3 separate regions of the Mus musculus genome follow, and all the other regions are linked to region 1. A link is a loop called in an ENCODE intact Hi-C map of the cell type or tissue named here. Cell type or tissue: heart. All regions are shown on one strand. Links, peaks and the distances in the headings refer to the core of each region. The heading gives the core; the rest is flanking DNA.

Evidence for each region. Hi-C counts contacts between places; a loop is a spot of excess contacts. Peaks named below come from ENCODE experiments on the same cell type or tissue, not always from the same donor. Only the 100,000 strongest peaks of a DNase experiment are listed, where the experiment ranks them.
Region 2: it touches region 1 in a loop (2.0-fold over the local background); 2 of 42 quality-filtered maps call a loop at or near these places.
Region 3: a loop joins it to region 1, with 3 times the contacts of the local background. A loop is called at or near these places in 2 of 42 quality-filtered maps.

What each region holds. Positions count from the first base shown.
Region 1 is chr2:90,843,771-90,849,148 of GRCm38, reverse strand. It overlaps Mtch2 (mitochondrial carrier 2), which reads right to left and starts at 1,994. Exons shown (of 13, transcript NM_019758.3): 1 at 1,764-1,994. The coding sequence starts at 1,850. In heart, for the core only: a CTCF peak has its summit at 2,440; a DNase peak (open chromatin) is centred at 2,068; H3K4me3 peaks cover 2,401 bases; H3K27ac peaks cover 2,065 bases.
Region 2 is chr2:90,901,698-90,907,075 of GRCm38, reverse strand. It overlaps Ndufs3 (NADH:ubiquinone oxidoreductase core subunit S3), which reads left to right and starts at 2,355. Exons shown (of 7, transcript NM_026688.3): 1 at 2,355-2,492; 2 at 2,588-2,653; 3 at 4,132-4,229; 4 at 4,564-4,713. The coding sequence starts at 2,429. Kbtbd4 (kelch repeat and BTB (POZ) domain containing 4) reads right to left here and starts at 2,336. Exons shown (of 4, transcript NM_025991.4): 1 at 2,167-2,336; 2 at 793-1,410. The coding sequence starts at 1,381. In heart, for the core only: no CTCF peak of the experiment used is centred there; a DNase peak (open chromatin) is centred at 2,335; H3K4me3 peaks cover 3,151 bases; H3K27ac peaks cover 2,429 bases.
Region 3 is chr2:90,742,797-90,748,174 of GRCm38, reverse strand. It overlaps Fnbp4 (formin binding protein 4), which reads right to left and starts at 2,617. Exons shown (of 17, transcript NM_018828.3): 1 at 2,349-2,617; 2 at 1,387-1,479. The coding sequence starts at 2,577. It also overlaps the pseudogene Rpl30-ps3. In heart, for the core only: CTCF peaks have their summits at 2,407 and 2,611; a DNase peak (open chromatin) is centred at 2,784; H3K4me3 peaks cover 2,961 bases; H3K27ac peaks cover 2,637 bases.

The sequences.
Region 1 (5,378 bases), core at 151-5,150:
CTTATCAGCCTTTTGTTCTGCTGGATAGATTAAGACTGGGTTCAATAAACTCCAACTTTCCCTTTGAGTTGAGTCTATAGAGTAAACCATGTGACTAGATTATTAAACTGAAAACAGAACAAGGAAACAAACCATTGTGTCAGGAAAGCCTAGTTTACCGATAAAGCTGACATATTTTTTACAATATTTTTCATATTTGAACAAAATAAAATATTCACTGAGCCATCGTCAAATGCCTACCTACATGGATAACTAGACAACAAAGGCAAATGCATACAGCTGGGTAATTCACTTACAAAAATAATTACAACTTAGGTCCACGTTAAATGTACAGACTCATTAGCAATATACAGAGCCATAAAAATTAATGATTGCCATTTTATTTGTACAATATATTCAGTGATTATAGTGCCAAAGGGATACTTGAGATTAAAAAAAAAAATACAGGGCAGTTTGGGCTCTACTGTTGCAATTCTTCCTTCTGAGTTAAAACCCCCTCTCTGAACTCACTGAAAGTGCAGCTTTAAAGTAGTATTTGGGAATTTCATCAACCTCCTGAGATACTTGGCAACGCACGAGGTATTGTGAAATCAGAATTTAGGATATTGGATTGTTGAGGCAAAAACACTGAATGTCACTAAAATCACTGTTCTTTGAGAACTATTGAGTAGTGAGTTCATACGTGTACTGCGAAATACTGTCAATTCTGTTCTAGACACAGATTTCACTCTGCGCTTCAACATCTACACTTATATTAGTCAACTTAGCAACAATTTGTATGAAGAACAATTTAAAAATGAAGTCCATTCTAGAGTCTTGCTTTTTTTTTTTTCTCTTTTCAGAATGGTAAACATTGAGGACAGGGATTCTAAAGCCTGCTTCCTTCCAGGACACACAATGCATGAGGTATGGCAATCCTCAATAAATGCTTAAAAATGGCCCTGATCAGCACAGGGAAAGTTAGAAGAGCAATTGAAAATACTATCACCAGCTAAAAGTAGGCCTCCTTACCCATGAATATAAATGACCACTTTAGAAATATTTTATAGCAGATTGGCAAGGGAGGCAAGAGAGACATCCGGGGTTTGATGTTACATTTAAACTCGCTAAAGTGTTTAAACAGAACTGATTTCCAGCTCTAACCAACGTGATTTTCATTGTCATGAACCACATGGGTTACTGTGAAAGCGCTCAATGGATCCTCAGGAAATCTGATTTCATTATCACTTCTCAATGCGCTCCTTGTGTATATCCGGGTATCTGGTGTTAAAATCTCTGAACGGGAATAGAAGTAGAAACAGCAAATAGAAAAACCGAGTAAGAACAATAAGATGTTGGCTTTCCTAGAATTTTAAATTTGCCCATAGATGAGTTATTTCACGTCTCGAGTTTGAGATATTTCGCTGAGGAGGAGTGAACGAGGTGAGGTGAACGCCAGTATCAGAGGGGCGACAAGAAAAGGGTTGGGAAGCCCTCGGTGGCAACCGGCCAGGATCAGGGAAAGGAAAAACAAAGTTGAGAAGAGTCACCGGCCAGGGAAGGCAAGGGTGGCAGTTGGCTGCAGAAAGGGAGCCGGCCTGCCCGGGGCGAGCCTCGGGATGTCTCCGAGAGGGGCGCGAGGCCGTGGAAGTTGTTCCTGAGGGGAGAGAAGGGCAGCATCTCGAGAGGGTGAAGGCCTGGGACGCAGAGCCAACCCAAAGGCGCAGAGGGCGGTGGCGACCTGACAGGACGCGGGCGGGGAAGGAAAGGGCGACGACTCATACCTGGATGAGCACTTTCACGTACATGAGCGGCTGGGACAGGATGGTGAGACCGGAGCCCAGGAGCACCTGACTGGCCGCGTCCGCCATGATGGCACCCGCGGACGGACGGACAGACGGAGTCACCAAGCGACACAGCCGGTTCCAGATCACGTGTCGGGGGCGCCGGCTTCACTGGCCCGCCCGCGGCGCGCCGCCCGCTTAGGCTCCGCCCACCGGCCCGCCCAAAGAAACGGCAGGCGCTCGCGAGGGGCCGCCTGGGGCGGGGCTTGTGGGAGGGACGCGCATGCGTCTGGGCGTGGGCTCCTCGCGCCTCTAGGAAAGGCGATTTCTCTTGCGCCTGCGCAAGCCGGAAGTGTCCGGAAGGAGTAGGGAGGGAATGGTAATGATGGGGTGGTGGTGGGGTGACCCTGACGGCAAAGGCAAGGTCAGCGGACTAACAACTGGAAGAACTGAGTTATACTCCTATCCTCTTTCAGGCTTTGACGACGTAAAGTTTGATGGTTGTTTTCCGTTAGAGTTGTCATGTCTAATGAACAACAGATCCTGTCTGGCTTAACAGTGAATTCTGCAGGTCCCTGATTTTGCGTTTACCATTAGCTCAGTGGTAGAGCACTTCCCGACATCCTTGCTTTCAGTCCTCAGTACTGGAAAGAAAAAGCAACTACAACAAAATGTGCCCCCTCGGGGTCAGATGTGGCGGCACAGACCCTTAATCCAGCACTTGGGAGGCAGAGGAATGTGGATATGTGAGTTCAAGGCTAATCTGGTTTACAAACTGGATACCCGGTAAACCAGGGTTACATGGTGACATACTGACCAAAAAAAAAAATTTTTTTTTCATGTCTTCTCTGACTACTCGAAATCCATTTTATCCGTATTTCCTACCCGTTGCCTTGTGACACCTGTCACTGGGAAATTGTCTTTGACAGTTGAGAGTGTCAACTCTGGGTTCAGGAACCGAGATGGCCTTTGTACACTATTTTCCCCCAGTGCCTGGCATGTACCAGTGCTCAAGATTTATTAAAGCTCAGTGCCAATCGGGCTACCCAGGCTGTTAGAGGCAAAATGAAGAAAAGGCATTGCTCCAGCTCTGGCCCCTTTGTTCTGTAGCAGACACCACTTAGTGCAAGCACTTAGTGTGTACTGCTGAGAATGAACAAGGAACCGAGTTTGGAATCTGGCTTTCCTTTTGGATCCATGTGTCACTTTCCTTTTTAAATTTTTTAGTGTTTGTATCTAAATATAAGGACAATGCAACTAACTCAGTGTATTTTTATGAACATTAAGTGAAACTGTATATATGGAGTTTTTGAGAAATTGGCTGAAATACAGAAGTTAGTCCTAATATGGCCTTCTATTCAGCCCAGAACTAGCTGATATTGGGAGGCAGTTTGTAGGTCAGGCACACGGGCTTTGAAGTCCAATGGGCCTCATCCAAAGTCTACCTCTGCCAGTTACAGTGTGACCTTATATAGGTCATCCCAACTCTTCAAAACTTTTAAGCAAATAAGTATAATAATATCCACTTCAAAACATTATCTCAAAGCAATATGGACCTAGCCTGGCATACACAACAAAAATGCAATAGTAAATGGTAGCTTTTTATTCTAAAAAAATTACATGTTGCTCTTAATTAAACACAGTTCTCAACATGACTTAGAAACAGCAAGACCATTAAGAAGGGTATTTGTGCATGGGTGGTGAAGGAAAAAAAATTCTATTTGCCTGTGAGCAATGAGAGGCTCAGAATGTCGCGGGGCTGAAGGGTTGGGCACCTGAGGATGTCCCACCACATTCCTAATGGTTCATGGCAAAAGCTACCCATGACGTTATGGGACAGAGAACTGGAGTCGGAATTATAAGTAAAGGAAGAGCACAGTTCAAACGGGCCATTTGTAAAGATGTGATATGAATGACAATCCCTGATAAGAGTTCAGTGTGGTGACCCTAGAATGGGTTACTTAGTAACTTATATTCAAGCTAGGAGGATAAGAAAAGTCAAAGGTGGGGAGGGAGGGAGAGAGAACAGCACCTTGGCATAGGCCAGCTTTGGGAAAAGAAAAGAGGGGATGGTAAGTAATGTGAAAACTTCCCAGAGGCAGAAAACAGAGCCCAGAAAAGAGAGGGGCTTACCAGCTAAACCACTCCCAGGCTGGGATAGTCTTACCTGGAAGAGGTCCACGTTTCATTTCTCAGTTTTAAAAAAAGATACACTGTAGCTGTACAGATGTTTGTGAGCCTTCATGTGGTTGTTGGGCAGGGTTTCTCTGTATAGCCCTGGCTATCCTGGAACTCACTTTGTAGATCAGGCTGGCCTCGAAGCTCACTGGGTCACTCTTATAAATTTTAGACATGGCCCTGCAGTCCCTTTCTTCTTTATGGCTCTTTTCAATTTGCTATATTACTTTAAAACTGTTTTTCCTTATCCATCATTACAAGACACTGAGGTACAAGAGTGCAAGGTTTTTCTCATTTTCTTATTGACTAGTGCCTTGTGTGCTTCTTTCTTTGCCTCTTTCCCTCTATCCTCCTCCTCTATCCTCTTCCTCCCTTCCTTCCTTCCTTCCTTCCTTCCTTCCTTCCTTCCTTCCTTCCTTCCTTCCTTCCTTCCTTCCTCTCTCCCTCCCTCCCTCCTTCCCTTCCTTCCTTCCTTCCTTCCTTCCTTCCTTCCTTCCTTCCTTCCTTCCTTCCTTCCTTTTGTTTGTTGGTAACATGGTCTCCCTATGTAGCTATGGCTGGTCTAAACTTGCTAGATAGACCAAGCAACCTTGAAAATACAGAAATCTTCCTGGCTCAGCACCGCATTCAACTAGTGCTGATATCTTCCGGGGGTTGCAGTCGTTCTCATTGTCTAACAGTGCCAGGTACTCAGTATATATTTATTGGCATAGTGACTCCAGTGCATGTGTATCCACCTCCCTTCCATGCTGCTGGCACTGCTCCGAGTGCTCCTGTTAACTAGAAAAGGCCAATGCATCTCACAGAGCTCCTTCTTTGTGTTCTTTCTAAATTGTCTTAGCCTCTCTCTCCTAAAACACTCTGTTACACGCCCCCCTGCAAGTTTGTGAATTTTATTATATATTGGCTTAATTAGGACTCTCTCAGTGCAACCATCTAAACTGGTTAGGAGGAAGAAAATATATTGATTTATAGTAGTCTGGCCACAGGCTGCATCCAGGGTCTCACAAGTTGATATGTTGATGCCTGTACTTATAGGCTTCACTTTTAGATAGGATGTCACCTCAAGGAGTTCTGTTTTACCTCCCACCTTACAGGGTCACATTCTAGGACCAAAGGAGTCATTCTCAACCCAGAAGTTCTAACACACATCTTTGGGGGTTGTGATGAATTGTGCACATTGTTCAGAGCTACTGTTTGTGATTCAGGATGGGCTCTGCAAGTCAGTTTGAGCCTAGGCCCCATCTTTTCCCTCAAAGCTGGAACGAAATGCACAGCCTGCTGCAAAGCCTACTCAAACTGTCTGACTCAGAATAGCACAGTTGCCCCAAAGTAACATTGCAGTGCTAATATAAAAATAAAGGCATATGGCCCCAAGAGGTGGCACAAGCCTTTAATCCCAGCATTTGGAAGGCAGAGGCAGGTGGATATCTGTGA
Region 2 (5,378 bases), core at 247-5,246, 58 kb before region 1:
ATCTTTATGCACACATAAATATGACGTTAACTTGAAATTGCCCCAGCACTACCATTTTGCAGTGCTGGGACCAAACCCAGAAACTCATATACACCATAGAAACACTACATCACTGAGTCATACTACTAGCCCTGCCTTGCTTTTTAAAAGCAGAGTGGATTGCACAATATGCCATCGTAGTCACCTTTCAGGCTATAGAGTACACATCTAAAGTATAGTTCCACTTCACTGGTTACCTATGGCTATTACCCAAATGTTTCCTATTTTAGATTTTTTTTTTTGGTTTGGTTTGGGTTTTTTTTTTTTTTTTTTTTTTGAGACAGGGTTTTCTGTGTATCTCTGGCTGTCCTAGAACTCATTCTGTAGACCTGGCTGTCCTAGAACTCACAAGAGATCTGCTTGCTTCTGCCTCTGTCTCCCACATGCTGGGATTGAAGGCATGGGCCACCATCCCTAGCTATTTTAGATATACTGATTCATCTTCATCAATTCATTTAAGTCCTGCATACCATCAAGATACAGGGCAGATGAAAACATCAGGCACTTCTTATTTCCTTTTGTGGAAAAGTGATGCAGCTTTTTATTCTTTAGTTACTGTACTGTACTGTCTGACAGTAGCTATGCTGACTCTCAACACCGAACATCAACCTCAATCTAAAATCTACCAGAAAGGGAATTATAATATAAACTAACAACAGTTAGTCACATAAAGTTGGGGTTCTCCTGAGCCAGACCATCTGCTGAACATGACTCTTGCCCAGTTAGGTGTGGTAAGCCCTTTCGTGAGCTTACCTGAGATGATATCAGTGAGTAGATGGTGGGGCAAGTGGAGGAACTCCTCTGTGCTCTGCAGCTGGGCCAGGTGGGTCTTGGCACAGTGCTTGGCAGCAGTGTAGAGCTCGGGGTCACTGTGTCTATCTGCAAGCCACATCACCTGCAGGCAGTTGCCCACCTGTACCGTGCGTGCCAGAAACCGAGAACACTCCTCAAAGAGAGATGTCAGCTGATACATGTCTGACACCTCGTAAATTTCCTGCAGCTCATCAGCTCGAAGTTTCACAGTCCCATGGTATATATAGTCAACTAGGAGCTGGAAAACAGACTCGCTGACATCCTGCAGCACAATCACCCGGTTGTGAGCCTCCTTCAGGTTGGATGTGAACATGGATCGGAAGAAGCAGCTCTGAGCTGACAGGACCAGCCGGTGCAGCTGAAACTCTCGGCCTTCCACTGAAATGGTGACATCAGCAAAGAGCTCCTCCTCTAAACACAGTTTCATGATGCCCTGAGCCACTCGGCCTGAGTGAGACCGGTCTTTGAAAGTATAGTTCACAAAGTAGTTTTCATCCATGGATGCTCCAGGCTCCTCTGGTGACTCCATGGTAGCCAACTTCTCTCTTTGCCAACTATCTGCAAAGCAATATCACCCTAAGTATTTGGGTAATTCACAGACACAGTCCATGAATCCAACTGTCCAAGTCAAGACAGGGAGAAGGGAGACACTGGAGCAAAGTGGGTCCAGAATGGCCTTATTCCTGGTCTTGCCAATGTGGCCTATGCCATTCCTCCAGTTTTCCTGCAGTGGGGCCTCTCCTCCAATGAATTCAATTAAAAGTTCCAACTCTGTTGTTTTTCCTTGAGGTAAAATTGGATATTCCTGATCGTGATGTAACAAAAGACTTGGGACTTAGGTTAGCTCATGAAAAAGACGAAGGAGGAAGCCTATGATCTTAAAACCAAATAATTTGGATATACAACTAATGAGACTCTGGAGAAGCATAATTAGGCCAAACTAAGACATCCAGGTATTGTTGTTACATTCCCTCTTTGCCTGGACATAAGAGTGCAGACCCCCCAATACTGAGGCTTGGGCCTGGACTTCCACTTTTACTCTTTTCTAAGCTGCTGTTTCTTACTTACCTCTCGCTCCAGTGAGTTCTTAAAGAAGCCCTTGAGAGCCCAGCCGTCCCCGGCCGGGGGCACAAGGAAGTCCATAACCCTGTGCAATCTGACCGTGCCACCTGGAGTCGCCTAGGAAACGGTCTCCAAGGAAACCGTCCATCGTCTCCCCCCCCCACCCCGCCCCCCATTAAAAAAGCTTAGCTCAAGAGCCGGCGCGGTGTAGAACTTAGAACCCAGAACGCCCACCCTTTCCCTTTCTCTCACCGGTGCGGTTCGTTGCGTCTTCTTCTCTTCGGCCTCCGCTGTACCGAGATAGGGCTACGTACACCTCACGGTTTCCCCACCTGCGGGTCTTTCTTACCTGCGATACCTCCTTTCATGCCAGGGCTCAGATCCGGAACCTCTGCTTCCCGCCCCGCGTCCGCCCGGAAGAAGAGTCACTGCACATTTCCACTTCCGGTCCGTGCCCTTGGGGCTCCGTGGCCTGCGTGTGTTCTCCGGCTACTTAGTCGGCACACTAAGGAACATGGCGGCGGCTGCAGCCAGGGTCTGGTGTCGTGGGCTCTTGGGGGCCGCTTCCGTAGGCAGGGGTGAGCAAGGAACAGCAGCAGGTTGAGACCACGGGCAGCACGGAGACCTCCCCGAGTCTCACCCGCGCCTTTGTGCCTTTTCTCTCCCTGTGCAGGGGCTGGGCGACCCTCCGTGCTGTGGCAGCACGTAAGAAGGGAGAGCGCGGCGGCTGACAAGCGCCGTGAGTATGTGCGGATGGCGCTTTTTCCCCCAACGTTAGCTGGGGCCTTTCGTTGTTTCTGTCAGATGTTTGTCCTTGCCTTGGAATGTCCTTCCCTCCTGGCAAATCTCTGCTTGTCCTTGGAGATTGCTATGGTCTCCACTTTGCTGTTAGAATCGAGCACTTCCTGTGCCCTAGATATTTGTTCCCTTCTGATCTTGATCGCCTTTTGCTCGTTATCAGGATTTGATTTTTTTTTTTGTCCTCCGATGAAATTGTCTTTGAGCGCAGGTAACAAAAACTTTTGAGACTCAAAGTCCAAAATAATTGTAGCTCACATCAATTTAGTATTTACTAGGCACCTTGGACTTCATAAGAGCCTGATGAGACGCATAACGTTTTACTGTCCATATAGATGTAGATCATGAAGCGGTCCAGATAATTAAATTATTCAGTCACAGTTCCAGTGAACGACAAAGCAGGTCTGTTTCCAAGTGCAGAAAATACTTAATCCTTGATTCTGTGATGTGTGGGTGCTCAAGTACTTGAATGACCCTGTGGTGATTTTATGTTCAGTCAACAGAATCACACTGGGAAATAGAAAGCTTCTTTTCATTCCAGGACATCTATTACACAAAGTGACAGGGGATAGAGTATGGGCAATGAGGTAATCTTTCAGGGTCCTTCAGCCCTGAAGTTCTCTGATTAAGAACTTGGTATAAACAAGTACCAAGAAGGGAAAGAGAAACAGAAGTCTGGTTTCCATCCTTAAAGAGCTCTGAGTCTGAGAGAGGAGCTGCCACTGTTGCATTGTTACCATGAGTACAGGAAGTGAGGAACAGCTGTGGAACAGTGGAGAAAAGAAGCAAAGATTGCCCAACACAGTAACAAGAGTGTATGGACCGAGAAAGAGAAATGGTGTTGCACTCTGAGTTTTTTCTTTTTCTTTTTTTTTAAAGATATTTTTATTTTTTTATGTATGTGAATATACTGCAGCTGTCTTCAGACACAGCAGAGTAGAGAATCGGGTCCCATGTGGTTGCTAGGAATCGAACTCAGGACCTCTGGAAGAGCAGTTAGTGCTCTTAACCACTGAGCCATCTCTCCACTCCCTTCTCCCTGAGTTTTAAACACTTCCTAATTCCTGGAAGGTACTTTACACCTATGCCTCTTAAGATCCTTCAGGGAGGGCTTGGAGAGGTGGCCCAGTGTTTAAGAGCACTGGCTATTCATCCCAGATACAATTCCCAACATGGACATGTCAGTTCAGAACCATCTGTAACTCCAGTCTCAGGGAATCTAACATTCTTTTGGCTTCTGTGAGCATCAGGCATTCATGTGTGCATAGACATATATGCAGGCAAAACACCAAAATAAATAGTAAAAGTAAACTTTTTCTTTTTTAATGAAAATTCTTCAGAAAGACCTGAGAGGTTAGTTAGTTTGTTTGTGTGTGTGTGTGTTTGCTACCTTCTCCCTTCATGCTTTTTCCTTTCCAGCCACTGTCAGACCCCGGAGTGATGTGACCCACAAGCAGCTCTCAGCATTTGGAGAGTATGTGGCTGAAATCTTACCCAAGTATGTCCAACAAGTTCAGGTAATATTCGTTGTCCTTGGGTCTGGGCCAGGAATTCACCATGGCACCTTAAGTCAGTAGTTCTCAACCTGTGGGTCGTGACCCTTCTGGGGTTGCTTATGACCATCAGAAAACACATATGTTTAGGTTATGATTCATAACTGGCAAAATTATAATCATGAAGTAGCAATAAAAATAATGTGGCTGGGGGTCACCACCACCTGAGGAAGTGTGTATTACAGGGTCACCGCATTAGAAAGGCTACAAACCACTGACTTAAGCCAAGTGATCCCTGCAGTGTGCTACGCCCTTAGTAGCTATGTCTTCTCTCCACACCACCTTTCCGTGTCTGCAGGTGTCCTGCCTTGATGAGTTAGAAATCTGTATCCATCCCGATGGAGTCATCCCAACGCTGACTTTTCTCAGGGATCACACCAATGCACAATTCAAATCCTTGGCTGACTTGACGGCAGTGGATGTCCCAACTCGGCAGAACCGTTTTGAGGTCAGTTAACTGTGAGATTTGGTAGAGTACTTGCCCTCCACTCACAATGCTCTAGGTTGATCCCCAGCACTGCATAAAGCTAGGTGGACTGGTACACTTCTAATCCTTGGTACACCCGAGTCTAGCTCTGTGGAAGTGACGGCAGGGGGGCCACAAGTTCAAGGTCATCTACAGTCACACAGAGCATTCAAGGAAAACTGGCAATATGAGATGAGATGCTAGCTTATAAAAAGATTGGTGGCATTTTAGGACTAAAGGTGAGAAAGGGCATAGAAGACTTCCTGAGTGACAGCTACTATGGAAACCAGAGCCTTCGTAGTTGCAGCTTCGGTTCAGGTCACACAGAGCATAACAGGATTTTTGCCCAGTTTTGTTTGTTGGCTTCCTTCTTTCCTTTTTCCTTCTTTTTTTTTTTTTTTTTTTTTCTTGTTTTGAGACAGGATCTCACTGTGTTGGCCTGGAACTACTTAGCTTGCAGAATGAGTTAGAACTGTAGGTCCATGTTACAATGTTTTGCTCTGCTTGGTTTTTCTGAAAGTAAATTTGTGCTGGGTGTAGTGGCACATGCACACAGCACTTGGGAGACAGAGGCAGGCAGCTCCCTCTGAGTTTGAAGCCAGCTTATTGTACATAGCAAGTTCTAGGACAGCTAGACCTGGTCTCAA
Region 3 (5,378 bases), core at 317-5,316, 100 kb after region 1:
AAATTCAGCAACCACATGGTAGCTCACAACCATCAGTAATGAGATCTGGTGCCCTCTTCTGCAGGACACATGCAGGCAGAACACTGTATGCATAAATAAATAAATCTCAAAAACAAACAAACAGCCTTTCTCGCCCTCCCGCCCCCCCCCCCCCCCCGCCATCTTGGCGGCTGGTGTTGGTTGGGGGTTGTCCCGCACGTAAGGCAGGAAGATGGTGGCTGCAAAGAAGATGAAAAAGTCTCTGGAGTCGATCAACTCTAGGCTCCAACTTGTTATGAAAAGTGGGAAGTATGTGCTGGGCTACAGACAGACTCTGAAGATGATCAAACAAGGCAAAGCCAAGTTGGTTATCCTTGCCAACAACTGTCCAGCTTTGAGGAAATCTGAAATAGAGTACTATGCCATGTTGGCTAAAACTGGGGTCCATCACTACAGTGGCAATAATATTGAACTGGGCATAGCGCGGGGAAAATACTACAGAGTATGCACACTGGCTATCATTGACCCAGGTGATTCTGATATTATTAGAAGCATGCCAGAACAGACTGGTGAGAAGTAAACAAGAAAGTTTTCCTTTAATAAAACTTTGCCAGAGCTCCTTTTGAAAAAACAACAAACAAACAAACAAACAAACAAACAAAACACAAAAGGACCAAAAAGCCGGCAGGGAGATGACTCCCTTTGTAAAATGCTTAAGGACTTGCATTCGGAGCCCTCATAGCCATGTTTTGGCAGAGTATGAAGCACACTCATCTGTAACCAGCGCTGGGGGTGAAGTGGAGTGGTCAAGACAAGTGGACTGGAGGAGAAGAGGTGTCTGTGCAGTCCATCTACCTGAACAGTTAAAAGTTCGGGTTCACACCGGGCGTGGTGGCCCACGCCTTTAATCCCAGCACTTGGGAGGCAGAGGCAAGCGAATTTCTGAGTTCAAGGCCGGCCTGGTCTACAAAGTTCCAGGACAGTCAGGGATATACACAGAAACCCTGTCTCGAACTGCCCCCCCCCCCCAAAAAAAGTTTGGGTTCACTTGAGACACTCTCAAAAAATAGATAAACAAGTTATGTGGCCCAGCCTTAGAAGCACGAATGTGTGTCTGCAGCCATAAATAAACTTTCATGTTACTTAAAAGTTTATACACAGCAAGCCCTCAGGAAAGATTTATTTATTTTTTGTTAATCCATTTTTGTAAGCCAAGAGTGGAACCCAGAGTTTTGCATCTCACCACTGATATGCAACCCCAATCCTAGAAAAGCTTCAACGACTTTTTATGAGAAATAATAAATTAGCAACATTTAACCATCCAACAACCCAGCTGCACACTTTTATCTTTCAACTTAATAAAAGATATTTTAAGGGAAAGGCAAAAACAACAACAAAAATCTCTACCTGTTGCCTTGACGGCTGTCGGTCTGGTGGTCATGACTGGTGTTGGAGGGTTCTGAACAACGTTGGGGACCTCCACCACCACTTCTTGTTCATCTGTATTTGGAATGCACAAAAGGAAGCTGCAGTCAGTCAGTGGGCCAGGGTCCAAAGCTTGACCTTCAGCCTGAATCAACTTATAAAACCAGCGTGTATCACTGATGCAAACTAAGAAGACAAAAAACAAGCTGATCTACCCTTCCATTCATTTAGTGGTAGCGACAGTAAGAACGTGAACACTATGAAAATGGCACCTGCAATACTTAACAATTAACATGCATAAATACTTCTGCACGTTTCCACACGTTATGTACATCCTATTAATCTGATTCTTAATGTTTGATACAGTATAGCTTCTCCGGCATCTACTCCATGCAATTGTTACCCTAAACCCAAACACAATTCCAGAAAAGCCCACACACAGGTTTTGTCACTTTCCCTTAAGTCTGGGGTTACCGATGCTTTGTCTAGCATAAGAAAAAAATATGGGTTTGTTCACTTCTAAAGAGTGGTGTCTCCATTTCAACAAAAACGAAACCAAGCGTGACAAGTAGAGAAGGCCAGGTTCAACCGCCTCAAGGCTCGCACGTGGAAATTGCCCTCCACCTTCTGCGTTATTAAGATCGAAGGGAGTCATCTAGGAGACATTTGGGGTCCCAAGCCTCGGTGGACGGCACAGGTTCCGGGGAGAAACCCCTGCACCGCAAAGGCGCCTCAGATGAGTCCGGGCCCGGCCTTCCGCCTCCCAGAGTCCCCGACCGCCGTCCCGCGGGCCCCAGATCGCTGGCAGCCGAGGTGTACCTCGCCCGCCAGGGTTTCTCTTCTTCACCGGGTCCGAAGAGACACCCGGGAACCTAGGCCGCAAGCCCCGTGCTCGAGTTTCAGACGTCCCAAATAAAAGCAGGGCTCCTCTCGCGCGCCCTTACCTTCTGAAGGCGAGTCCTCTGGGGCAGCGGAGGCAGGCACCGCGGGCGACGTCGCGGCCGCCGCCGTCGCTGCTGCCGGCGCTGACTGGCTTGTCGCCGCCGCAGTCGAATCTGCCTCGGGATCCGGATCGGGGTCGGGATCCCGGCCCGGGGTGCTGCTCCGAGGACCCGGTGGAGAGAGCTGCAGGATAGGCCTGCGGCCGGGTACCGCCCGGGACTTCTTCCCCATCATGAGCCGGAGCGCGAGCAGCGAACGACGGCAGATTAGTGGGGCGGGCGCACAGCGCCCCGGTGCGTAATCAATATTCATGAACCGTGGCACCGCCTCCCGAGGAGATCCGCTTTTAACCGGCGCGGTGCACTTGCGCATGCGGCCTGCGCCCCGGTGCTTTTACGCACGTTCCGCTCCATCCATGGTGGGTGGGCTTTGTTCAGGGAAAAGGCGATTGGCTGTTTTGACTTGAGACGGACTCGGTAGCCAATAGCAAAGGGAAAAGACAGGACTTCGCGCCAATAGTGCGGAAGGGCCCGCGGTGTGTGCGACTTCCTTAGACTGGGGTTGCACCATGCGCTGTTAGCCAAGTCTTTTCTTTAGGGCTTTGTCCGCCATCTTGTAGCTATTTTCAGCTGCTTATTGCTGTTTGTCTTTGAGGAAGATAAAGATACATTGCACCCTTCTGCAAGTTCTCTTGGTTATTGTAGCTTCTTTGGGGTATAGTATTAAACAATGATGATGCTGGGTGTTTATACATCGGTAGGCTTTTTCTGTTTTGTTTTGGTTTTGTTTTTGATTTTCGAGACAGGGTTTCTCTGTGTAGCCCTGGTTGTCCTGGAACTCACTTTGTAGACCAGGCTGGCCTGGAACTCAGAAATCCGCCTGCCTCTGCTTCCCAAGTGATGGGTTTACGGTAGGCTCTCTCCCCACTTTCTTGCTCCAGCCCCGCTCGCCCCAACCCAAAGGTTTATTTATTTATTAAATGTAAGTAAACTGTAGCTGTGATACACAAGAGGGTATCAGATCTCATTACAGATGGTTGTGAGCCACCATGTAGTTGCTCGGATTTGAACTCAGGACCTTTGGAAGAGCAGTCAGTGCTCTTAACCGCTGAGCCATTTCTCCAGCCCCAGTAGGCTCTTTAAAACGAAATACGACGTGATTAGTAGGGAAAATGACTGGACCTTGGAAACAGTCAAACTGTTCATATGGGATACCGAAGCCTTACCTCATCCTACTTCTGTAAACACTACTTTTTTGCCCTACCTCCAACTCCTCCACCTTGAGGCTGAGCTCTTTACATTTTGAGTCTTCCTTGTTCCCCATTCCTAGAGTCAGGTGACATCCTGAGTCATTAATGTTCTCCCCAGAGATAGTTACCACGCAAGATAATGCTGATTTTCTCCAGGACCCACTCCTTCCACCCATCCCTGATTGCTTCTAGACTAATGACAGCAGGCCAGAAGATGAGAAATAATGCCTAAAGATGGTGCACTGTACTCCTGGAGAGCTACTGAAGTGTTCTAATAACACTGGAAGTAGTTGTCATGGTTCATGTCTATAATTTCAGTGGAGACAGAGGTAGGAAGATTTCAAGTGAGTCTAGCCAGGTATGCATATTACCAGAGCTTACAAAGTGAGATCTTGTCTCAAAGATAACAATAATAACAATAAATTAATAAAATAATAATAATACAAGGAGAAATCTGGGGAAGATGTATGAGAATGGATGTTAAAGAGGGAGTATAAGAGGCAGGAGGATTTCTGAGTTCGAGGCCAACCTGGTCTATAGAGTGAGTTCTAGGACAGTCAGGGCTACACAGAGAAACCCTGTCTCGAAAAACCAAAAAAACAAAAAACAAAAAAGAAACCCTGTCTCAAAAAACAAACAACAAGCCAGGCAGTGGTGGCACATGCCTTTATTCCCAGCACTTGGGAGGCAGAGGCAGGCGGATTTCTGAGTTCCAGGACAGCCTGGTCTACAAAGTGAATTCCAGGACAGCCAGGGCTATACAGAGAAACCCTGTCTCGAGGAGAAAAAAAAAAAAAAGAGCAAGAATAATAGGCCAGGCAAGTGGATCTCCGAGTTCCACTAGAGTTAGGGCTACATAGTGAGACCCAGTCTCAAAACAAAAATATCTGGGGTTAGAGAGATTGCTCTGAGGACCTTCAGTTCCCAGTACCCACATGGTGATTCACAACTGTAACTCCTGTGCCAGGAGATCTGTAGCCCTGTTCGGGCCTCTGGCACCAACTATGCTTATGGTGTACATACATATGTGCATTTGAAAGATGTACACACAAAATAAAAATAAGTAAAACCTATGTACACTGGGAGAGTTGAGAAACCATACCGTCATCAGAATTTTGCAAAATACACTAGATTTTCAAAACCCCGGCATCACTGAAGAGCTCCTTCTTTGTAGGCCAGACATCACAGGAGAGATACAGCAGCTTACTTGGAAAGCTAAAAAAGAAAAAAATGGATCCTGGGATGGCAGGGGCTAAATGGGCATGGATACAGATTTTGTAGTAGCACAGAATACACTCAGTAGACTGAGTCCGGGAGGCTTATGGCATTCACCATAGATCTACATGAATCATGGTATTCCCGCAGGTGTAATAGGAAGCCTACAAAATTTTTGATCTGTATAAGTAGATGTTTTCAGGTCAATAAAAGTAACTTGAGTCATGTGAACAGAGAATCGTGGCCCCTCCATCAATACTTAGACCTTTGTCCTTTCTGAAGATGGCCTTTGATTCAACTTCCCATCCATTCCTCTCATCTTAAGTCCATCCTTTAGTTGCAATAACTACTGTATCACATGACAAAATCGTTCCCCCAGGGCCCAGTACAGACAAGACCTTCCTGAGCATCCTTGCTCTTCACTGTCAAGCCCTCTTGGTACTTGACAGTGGTATGGACACCCAGCTCCCTCTCTAAGTGCAAGAAATAACTGGTAGAATATTTTTTTTTATAGACACAGAGGTTGGTTGCACACTAACCAAGCACACTAAAAATATCTAATATTTGT